Linked DNA regions of Homo sapiens: region 2 is linked to region 1. Evidence: read pairs that join two places in POLR2A ChIA-PET (ENCODE). Cell type or tissue: GM12878. All regions are shown on one strand.

Region 1 (5,000 bases):
AATTAGCACCATGTGGATGCTGCCAAGGCTTAAAACTTGTATCTTTTTGGGTAGTGGGTCGATCTGCACCTGGGGCTGCTTGAGCCATGGCTGGGGGGGCCAAGAAGCACTGTGCCAGAGTGTGGGGAGCAGAAGAGTCTTGAGGCAGCCCTGGGCGGCAAGCCCGTAGAGGGTGCCTCAGGCCCATCCCCTGAAGCCATTCTTCCTTCGCAGGCTTCTGGGCCTGTGATGGGAGGGGCAGCCTCAAAGTCCTCTGAAATGCCTCTGGGGGTCTTCCATTGTCTTGAGGAATAGCACCTGGCTCCCTTCTAGCTATGCTAATTTCTTTGGCAAACAGTCACTGGGCTACACTCTTGGTTTCCTCTGCTGAAAATACTCTTCCATTCTCTACTACATGGCGAGGCTGAGAGTTTTCCAAATCTTTTCAATTTGCTTTCCTTTTTATTATAAATTCCATCTTTAAGTTATTTTTTCCCTCTTGTAGCTTAATGTAAGCAGTTAAAAGTAGCCATGCCGCCCATCGTCTGGAATGTGAGGAGCGCCTCTGCCCGGCCACCCAGTCTGGGATGTGAGGAGCACCCATGCCCCGCCACCCCGTCTGGGAAGTGAGGAGCACCTCTACCCGGCCGCCCCGTCTGGGAAGTGAGGAGCGCCTCTGCCCGGCCGCCACCCCAGAGCATCTCTGCCCGGCCGCCCATCGTCTGGGATGTGAGGAGCGCCTCTGCCCGGCCGCCCCATCTGGGAGGTGAGGAGTGCCTCTGCCCGGCCGCCCCGTCTGGGAGGTGAGGAGTGCCTCTGCCCGGCTGCCCCGTCTGGGATGTGAGGAGTGCCTATGCCCGGCCGCCCCGTCTGGGACGTGAGGAGAGCCTCTGCCCGGCCGCCACCCCGTCTGGGAGGTGAGGAGCGCCTCTGCCTGGCCGCCACCCAGTCTGGGAAGTGAGGAGTGCCTCTGCTCGGCTGCCACCCCGTCTTCTGGGATGTGAGGAGCGCCTCTGCCCGGCCACCCCGTCTGGGAAGCGAGGAGCGCCTCTGCCCGGCCGCCCCGTCTGGGAGGCAAGGAGCGCCTCTGCCCAGCCGCCCCGTCTGGGAGGCGAGGAGCGCCTCTTCCCGGCCGCCCCGTCTGGGAGGCGAGGAGCGCCTCTGCCCGGCCGCCCCGTCTGGGAGGTGAGGAGCGCCTCTTCCCGGCCGCCCCGTCTGGGAGGTGAGGAGCGCCTCTTCCCGGCCGCCCTGTCTGGGAGGTGAGGAGCGCCTCTGCCCGGCCGCCCCGTCTGGGAGGTGAGGAGCGCCTCTGCCCAGCCACCCTGTCTGGGAAGTGGGCGCCTCTCCCGGCCGCCCCGTCTGGGAGGTGAGGGGCGTCTCTGCCCGGCCGCCCCGTCTGGGAGGTGAGGAGCGCCTCTGCCCGGCGGCCCCGTCTGGGAGGTGGGGAGTGCCTCTGCCCGGCCGCCCATCATCTGGGATGTGAGGTGCGCCTCTGCCCGGCCGCCACCCCATCTGGGAGGTGAGGAGCGCCTCTGCCCGGCCGCCACCCCATCTGGGAAGTGAGGTGCGCCTCTGCCCGGCCGCCCTGTCTGGGAAGTGAGGAGCACCTATGCCCGGCTGCCCCGTCTGGGAAGTGAGGAGTGCCTCTGCCCGGCCGCCCCGTCTGGGAAGTGAGGAGCGCCTATGCCCGGCCGCCCCGTCTGGGAAGTGTACCCAACAGCTCCAAAGAGACAGCGACCATCGAGAACGGGCCATGATGACGATGGGGGTTTTGTCGAAAAGAAACGGGGGAAATGTGGGGAAAAGAAAGAGAGATCAGATTGTTACTGTGTCTGTGTAGAAAGAAGTTGACCTAGGAGACACCATTTTGTTCTGTACTAAGAAAAATTCTTCTGCCTTGGGATGCTGTTAATCTATAACCTTACCCCCAACCCCGTGCTCTCTGAAACATGTGCTGTGTCAACTCAGGGTTAAATGGATTAAGGGCGGTGCAAGATGTGCTTTGTTAAACAGATGCTAGAAGGCAGCATGCTCGTTAAGAGTCATCAGCACTCCCTAATCTCAAGTACCCAGGAACACAAACACTGCTGAAGGCTGCAGGGACCTCTGCCTAGGAAAACCAGAGACCTTTGTTCACGTGTTTATCTGCTGACCTTCTCTCCACTATTATCCTATGACCCTGCCACATCCCCCTCTCTGAGAAACACCCAAGAATGATCAATAAATACTAAAAAAATAAAAATAAAAATAAATAAATAAAAATAAAAAAAATAAAGTAGCCATGCAGCAGCCTAAATGCTTTGCTGCTTCAGTATTTCTTCTGCCAGATACCCTACATCATTACTCTCCAGCTCAGCCTTCCACAAAGCCCTTGGGGATAGACACAGTTCAGCCAACTTCTTTGTTCATTTATAACAAGAACAGCCTTTACTCCAGGTTTCAATACCTTGTTTTTCAGTTCCATCTGAAACCTCATCAGAATGGCTTTTACTGACCATATCTTTATCAATATTCTGGTCATGACCACTTAACCAATCCTAAGGAGTTCCCAACTTTCCCTAGTCTTCTTGTTTTCTAAGCCCTCACCAGAATTGCCCTTAATGCTCTGTTCACGGAAATACAGGCTTTTTCTAGCTTGCTCCTCCAAACTTTTCCAGCCTCTCCCCATTATCAGTTCCAAAGATGCTTCCCCATTTTTAGGTATTTGTTATTAGCAACAACTCCACTTTTGGTACCAATTTTCTTAGTCCCTTTTTTCTGTTGCTTATAACAGAACGCCTGAAACTAGGTAAGTTATTTTTAAAAGGAATTTATTTCTTACAGTTATGGAGGTGGAGAAGTTCAGGGTCAAGGGGCTGTATCTGGTAAGGGGCTGTATCTGGTGAGGGCCTTCTTGCTGGTGGGGACTCTCTGCAGAGTCCTGAGGCAATGCAGGGCATTACATGGTGAAGCAGCTGAGCATGCCAGCTCAGGTCTCTCCTCCTCTTTTTATAAAGCCATCAGTCCTACTCTCATAACTCATAAATCCACTAACCCATTAATTTATTAATCCAGGGCAGAGCCCTCCTGATCCAATCACCTCCTAAAGGTCCCACCTCTCGATATTGCCACATTGGGAATTAGGTATCAAGATGAGTTTCAGAGGAGACAAACATTTAAACCATAGTAGCATGCTATGCTGGCATCAGCCAGAAGTGGACGTCTATTATACCACAGCCATATTCTGAAGTGGCCCTGAAAATGGTGATGAAGGAAAATCCTCCCAGGAGGCAGAACTTCCAGTGATTCATTTGGTTGTTCATTTTGTTGGGACTGAGAACAGCCAGATGACTGGATCCACACTGCCTCATAAGCAATGGCTAATGGGTTATCCAATTGGTCAGGGACTTGGAAAGAGCAAGACTGGAAAACTGGTGGTAAGGAGGTATTGGGGCAGGTATATGGATGGACCTCTGGGACTAAGCCCAAAATATGAAAATATCCATGTCCATATAAATGCTGAGTAGAGGGCATCTACTGCAGAGGAGGCTGTCAATAATTAGGTGGACTAGAGAATCCATCCTTGGATGTCAGTCAGACTCTTCCCCCACTTATCCTGGTGTTTCCTCGATGATCTTATAAACTCAGTGTCAGAGCATCCACAATATAGGCTTCCCTTACAAAGCTCACTGCTAGATGTCTGACTGGCCAGCAGCAGAGGCCAGCTCTGAGTCTTTGATATGGCACCACTCCCAGAGGGGATCAGACACATGAAACAGACATGAATGGAACTTGAAGTCTGGAGTCAGCCTGGTCCAGCTGCACCCAGCCTAAATCAGCTGAATCACAACCAACCCACACACTTGTGGCCAAGAAATAAAATGTTTGCTCTATTAAGCCACTGAGGTTATGGTTCTGTTTGTTATGCAGCAGGAACCTAATATACTCCTTTTATTAATCCTAATTGAATTATCCTAATTTGATTGTACCATCTGTTTTCTTTTGAGATCCTGACTAAATCACTGCCTATTTGCAGATGTCTTAAGGGTATACAGTTGACCCTTGAACAATTCAGGCTTGAAATGAACAACGCAGGTCTATTTATACACAGATTTTCTTGTCTCTGTCACCCTTGAGACAGCAAGACCAACCTCTCCTCTTCCTCCTCTCCTCACCCTACTCAATGTGAAGACAACAAAGACAGAGACTTTTATGATGATCCACTTCTACTTAATGAATAGTAAATATATTTCTCTTCCCTTTAATTTTTTAATATTTTCTTTTCTCTAGCTTACTTTATTGTAAGAATACCATATAATATATATAAAGATATATATATATATATCATACAAAATACGTGTTCATTGACTGTTTATGCTATTTGTGAGGCTTCAGGTCAACAGTAGGCTATGAGTAGCTGAGTTTTTCAGGAGTCATGGATTTTCTACTGTATAGGGGATTGATGTCCCTAACCTCCAAGTTGTTCAAGGGTCAACTGTATGTAGATTTCCAGCTCAGACCTCTTCTCTCAGTCCCAGATCCAAATGTAGTCAGTGATCTGCTTGATATCACCTCTTGGATATCACAAAAGCACCCAAAACTCAACACTCAATCTTCTGTCACAAACCTGGTCCTATTTCACTTGATAGTACCAACAATTGAAGAAACCTGTGAACTGTCCTTGACTTCCACCTCCCTGTCACCCCTATATTTAAGCCATCACCAAGTCCTATTAATTTAACCTCCTAAATGTCTCTCATATTTGTTCTCTTCTTTTTTCCACCACCACCAGCCCCACCTCAGCCCAAGCCACCAGTATCTCTCACTTAAAATATCCTCCCAATTGGCCCCTTTCCAGTTTGTTCGCCACACAGAGGTCAAAGATATCTTTGTGAAAATTCAGTTTTGATTATGTCCCATCCCTCAGTTGAAGCTTCTCAATGGCTTCCCATTGCTTTTAGGATAAAGACCAGAATATTTAACATAGGCTTCAAGGTTCTAAGTGATATGGCCCCTGCTCCCCTGCTTCATCTCCCCATCTC
Region 2 (5,000 bases), 220 kb after region 1:
CGCCCGGCCAATATCAAGTACGTTTTTAAGATGATCAACTTTGGTCGTGCGCAGGGCGTGGGGAGGTGCTGAGGGGCCGAGGCCGCGGCCAGTTAGACGCCGTACTGTCCAGAGAGCACTGCGGCGGGAGCCGGCAGTCGGAGCAGCCTTGGAGCAGGAGGAGCAGCAGCAGCAGCAGCCGTCGCCGTTTGCGGAGCGCAGCCGAGCCGGCCATGGCGTTGTCGATGCCGTTGAACGGGCTGAAGGAGGAGGACAAAGAGCCCCTCATTGAGCTCCTCGTCAAAGCTGGCAGTGATGGTGAAAGCATAGGAAACTGCCCCTTTTCCCAGAGGTTCTTCATGATTCGTTGACTCAAAGGAGTTGTATTTAGTGTCACAACTGTTGACCTGAAATGGAAGCCTGCAGACCTACAGAACTTAGCTCCCAGGACCCACCCACCGTTTGTAAGTTTCAACAGTGAAGTCAAAACGGATGTAAGTAAGATTGAGGAATTTCTTGAAGAAGTCTTATGCCCTCCCAAGTACTTAAAGCTTTCACCAAAACACCCAGAATCAAATACTGCTGGAATGGACATCTTTGCCAAATTCTCTGCATTTATCAAGAATTGAAGGCGAGAGGCTAATGAAGCACTGGAGAAGGATCTCCTGAAAACCCTGCAGAAACTGGATAAATATCTGAATTCTCCTCTCCCTGATGAAATTGATGAAAATAGTATAGAGGACATTAAGTTTTCTACACATAAATTTCTGGATGGCAATGAAATGACATTAGCTGATTGCAGCCTGCTCCCCAAACTGCATATTGTCAAGGTGGTGGCCAAAAAATATCACAACTTTGATATTCCAAAAGAGATGACTGGCATCTGGAGATACCTAACTAATGCATATAGTAGGGACGAGTTCATCAATACCTGTCCCAGTGATAAGGAGGTTGAAATAGCATATAGTGATGCCAAAAGACCCACCAAGTAAAATTGCATTTATGAAAGAGATGTCTTCATGTCTTCCCCTAAGAATATGCTTTTCCTAACAGGCTACTCTTCTTCTTATAGAGTAGAAATTGTATTTTGCACGAACATGCAGTTATTGAGGATTAGGATCAAGGGTAGACAAGGTATAGTAGTTATCTTAAAATATACACTCCTTGACCAGGTGCGGTGGCTCGTGCCTGTAATCCCAGCACTTTGGGAGGCCGAGGCGGGCAGATCACCTGAGCAGGAGTTCAAGACCAGCCTGGCCAACATGGTGAAACCCCGTCTCTACTAAAAAAAAAGAAAAAAAAAATTAGCAGGACGCGGTGGTGCGCACCTGTAATCCCAGCTACTTGGGAGGCTGCAGCTGGAGAATCGCTTAAACCTGGGAGGCAGAGGTTGCAGTGAGCCAAGTTCACGCCACTGCACTCCAGCCTGGGAGACAGAGCGAGATTGCATCTCAAAAAAAAAAAAAAAAAATATATACACACACACACACACACACACACACACACACACACACACACACACTCCTAAGCAGTATTATTTTAAAATCCTTTTACCCTGCCTACCTCTGTACCCGTGTTCCCCTCTTTTTAATTTGGAGACACTCCACCACAAACTTTTCACTTTAGAGGTAGCTTGCCATCTTTCAGGAGCCCTCACCATTGTGTCTATTCACTGTGCATAGATGACAGAATTTTGAGGTGCAATGTCTGTTTAAATAGTAGCTACGACTTTATCAGGCAACCCCAAACTGGTGCATAATGCATGGTATAAGGAATATTTATGTATTTTTTGGATTTTTGTAATATTTAGTGCAGGGTGGAGGGCTAACAGAGGAAAGAGCTCCATTCTTCAAACTAGAGTGATGAAAATTCATTCTGAAACTCAAAGTATTTTCTTTTCTTCTTTTTTTTTTTTTTTTTGAGATGGAGTCTCACTCTGTTGCCCAGGCTGGAGTGCAATGGCATGGTCTTGGCTCACTGCAACCTCCTCTTCCCGGGTTCAAGAGATTCTCCTGCCTCAGCCTCTCGAGTAGCTGGGATTACAGGCGCCCACCACCGCGCCCGGCTAATTTTTGTATTTTTAGTAGAGAGGGGGTTTCACCATCCTAGGCAGCCTGATCTTGAACTTGTGACCTTGTAATCCACCCTCCTCGTCCTCCCAAAGTGCTAGGATTACAGGCATGAGCCACTGCGTCTGGCCCAACTCAGAGTATTTTCATTTTGGATATTTATTCTCTTGTTTTTTATTAACCCAGTGATTACACTTGGCCACGTTCGAGGAAGGTATGTCCATTGTAATTTTGATGATCAGAATTGTTTTTTTTGTTGTTGAAAGACAGATACTACTTTATCAGGGACGTTAGTCAAATCAAATGGAAATTGGTAAATGGACAAAAGCTACCTAGTTAAAAGGATGATCTGACAACATGCTTTAATCCCACTGTATGTGGAAAGAGCATAGCTTAAAATCTTGAGAAATTTGGACCATAAAATTTTCATGGTAGACAGTTCGTGCAGTATATAAATTGGCATAATGGAAATAATCTGATTTTATTTTTACAACTAACAAATCATTCCTCTTCATTTAAACACCTTTTGTATTTACTTCAGTGAGGAGATTGGAGTCTGAATGGAAAGTCTTACTGTTTTCCAAGGGATTCTGAGAAAGTTTTGTATTCAACAGTTGGAAAGTTCTCTACTATTCTAGTTGATAAAACTTCCCTTTTTTGATGTAGATGCATATTTTCTATACAGTTCTGTTGTCTTCTTTTACTACGACTGTTAACTTTTGTCATAAAATTCAAATAAGATTTTATTTCTTGGTAATTTTGACTTTCACAATTTATCTTTAAATCCTTGAGCAATCTGTTTACAATTAAGAGATTTCTGACATTTATTCTTACACTAAGTGGATACACTCTAGGATTTAGGCATGTTAACTTTATTTCTGTTGTGTTTTGAATCGCTCCAGAGTTGCATGTAGATAGCATTTATTTCTGTGCACTTAAACCTATTTAGAAAATATCTATGAAGTAAAAATGGAGAGGAAATAGAAATGTATTTTTTCATGAAAATTTTGATGGAAATTTCATCAAGTTTAATGATTCACCAATTTCTTACATTAATTTGAATTAAGCATTTAATTCAAAGAGAGGGGAGCATTCATTATTGATATATTTGGGCTTTTAAAAACTCCATCCTTTATAAATAGTCAAAGTTTGGGCCACACAAATTATATTTTCATCATGGAAAAATTTCAACTTCTCAAGCCATAATGTTGAACAGAATTGGAGTATTTTCTTTAGAATTTCTTGAACAGGCAAATGAAAGCTTATTATAGCATGCACGTATTTTCTTTTCTTTTTGGAACATCAACACCAGTATATTGTTGGCAGCTATTGTATCAAAAAAATAAAGTATACTTTCACTATCATAAAGGATTCTTTCCCCCCCTCATGAAAATAAACAACAACTTGGGGTAAAAAAAAAAAAGATGATCAATGTTGAGACAACTGTCAAGTTTCTTTCATACATGGGCTGCAAGTTTTCAAGACTTTGGTGCAGTTACTAATATGAAATAGTCTTTGAGTTGATAACACTTCTAACTAGCTTATCCTCGATGTTCTCCTTCTAATGTCAGTGGTATTGATTGGTGACTAAGCCCCATGTACCATGACTAAGACCAGGTAGCTGGTCCCCTTTGAGTGGGCAGATACATGGTAGTTTTGCTTTAGATTCCTTTATGTCCCCAGAACTCAGGGATGATCCAAGGCTGGGGCTACTCTTGCTGTCCTTACATCCAAGTCTTTGGCTGGGAATAGGTCAGTTTCAGAGACATTCCCACAGAGCAGGAGGGACAGACTACTTCTAAGCAGGTTGTTAGGCACTGGTGTCTAAAATTTGGTCAAATTTTAGACACCATGAGCAATAGCACATTATCAACTGTGATCATTTAATTATCTCTTGTTCTCCCTAGCTACATTTTCTGCCTGTTGTCATAAAGATTAAGTGGGACCACCTACTTAGATTTTTAGTTATCGTATTTTTATATTAAAAATAGTAACTCATTGTGGACTTTGCTCATTCCATTCAATCACAAAGCCTTCTCTAGGGAACATATTATCAAAGGTCCCTCCTCTTCTATTTTAGTTTGGCCATTAGCCCAGAAAGTATTTCCACAGAACTTTAAAATTTGTACCCCTGAAAATATTAAATAACATCAATTTATCCAGGAAAATTTGTCTATGGTTTAAGATAAGTGTCCTAGTAAACAATGAGTATACTTATCAGATATTTCTGGGGCAGGGGGAGTGGGGAGAGAGAGCAATGAGAAATTTCATGAGGAAATGTAATATAATAAGGTTTTGCCCTAATAAAGCAGAACCAGGAAGTTAAAAAAAATTACAGTTTGAAAACTAAAGGACAGGTGTTAGAAAAGAGAAACCCAAACAAAGGAAGAAGAAAGACCTGGACTATATGGATTTTAATTTAAGGAGTTGCACTGTGATAATAAACCTATTCTTTTAACTCAAAACTGTTTATTTCCTATCCCATTAACTAAGTGGAAGATCTCAAAAGGGGACAGTCCTGTAGGCCAAATCTACCCTGGGAGCCAAGGTGCACCCTCTGGGTAGCTCGAGAGAGCACAAGGCATCAGTTGGTGGTGAGCTTGACTTGAGAGTTGAGACTAAAACAGCTGGTGGGAGAGTAATGTATAGCCTAAACCATATGAAATTGTATGTGGCTGGATTTTCTTTTCTTCATTTTTTTTATTGTAAAATACAGATAACTTAGAATTTACCATTTTAAGAGTACTATTCAGTGGTATTAAGTACATTTGCAATGTTGTGCAACCATCACCACTTTGCATTTCCAGAACGTTTTTCATCATCTCAAACAGAAATTCTGAACCCATAAAACAACTCCCTATTACCCTCCCCCTAGCCCCTGGTAGCCTCTATTCTACTTTCTGTCTCTATGAGTTTGACTACTTTAGGTACCTCATATAAGTGGAACCATAC

Evidence for each region. ChIA-PET counts read pairs that join two places held together with the same protein. Peaks named below come from ENCODE experiments on the same cell type or tissue, not always from the same donor. Only the 100,000 strongest peaks of a DNase experiment are listed, where the experiment ranks them.
Region 2: POLR2A ChIA-PET joins it to region 1 with 5 read pairs; 11 of 35 experiments call an interaction of 5 or more read pairs at or near these places.

What each region holds. Positions count from the first base shown.
Region 1 is chrX:40,861,450-40,866,449 of GRCh38, forward strand. No RefSeq gene overlaps it. Among named protein-coding and RNA genes, the nearest start is that of MED14OS, 130 kb to the left of the region's middle. In GM12878, no CTCF peak of the experiment used is centred here; a DNase peak (open chromatin) is centred at 2,394.
Region 2 is chrX:41,076,787-41,081,786 of GRCh38, forward strand. It overlaps the pseudogene CLIC4P3. Among named protein-coding and RNA genes, the nearest start is that of USP9X, 6.2 kb to the right of the region's middle. In GM12878, no CTCF peak of the experiment used is centred here; no DNase peak of the experiment used is centred here.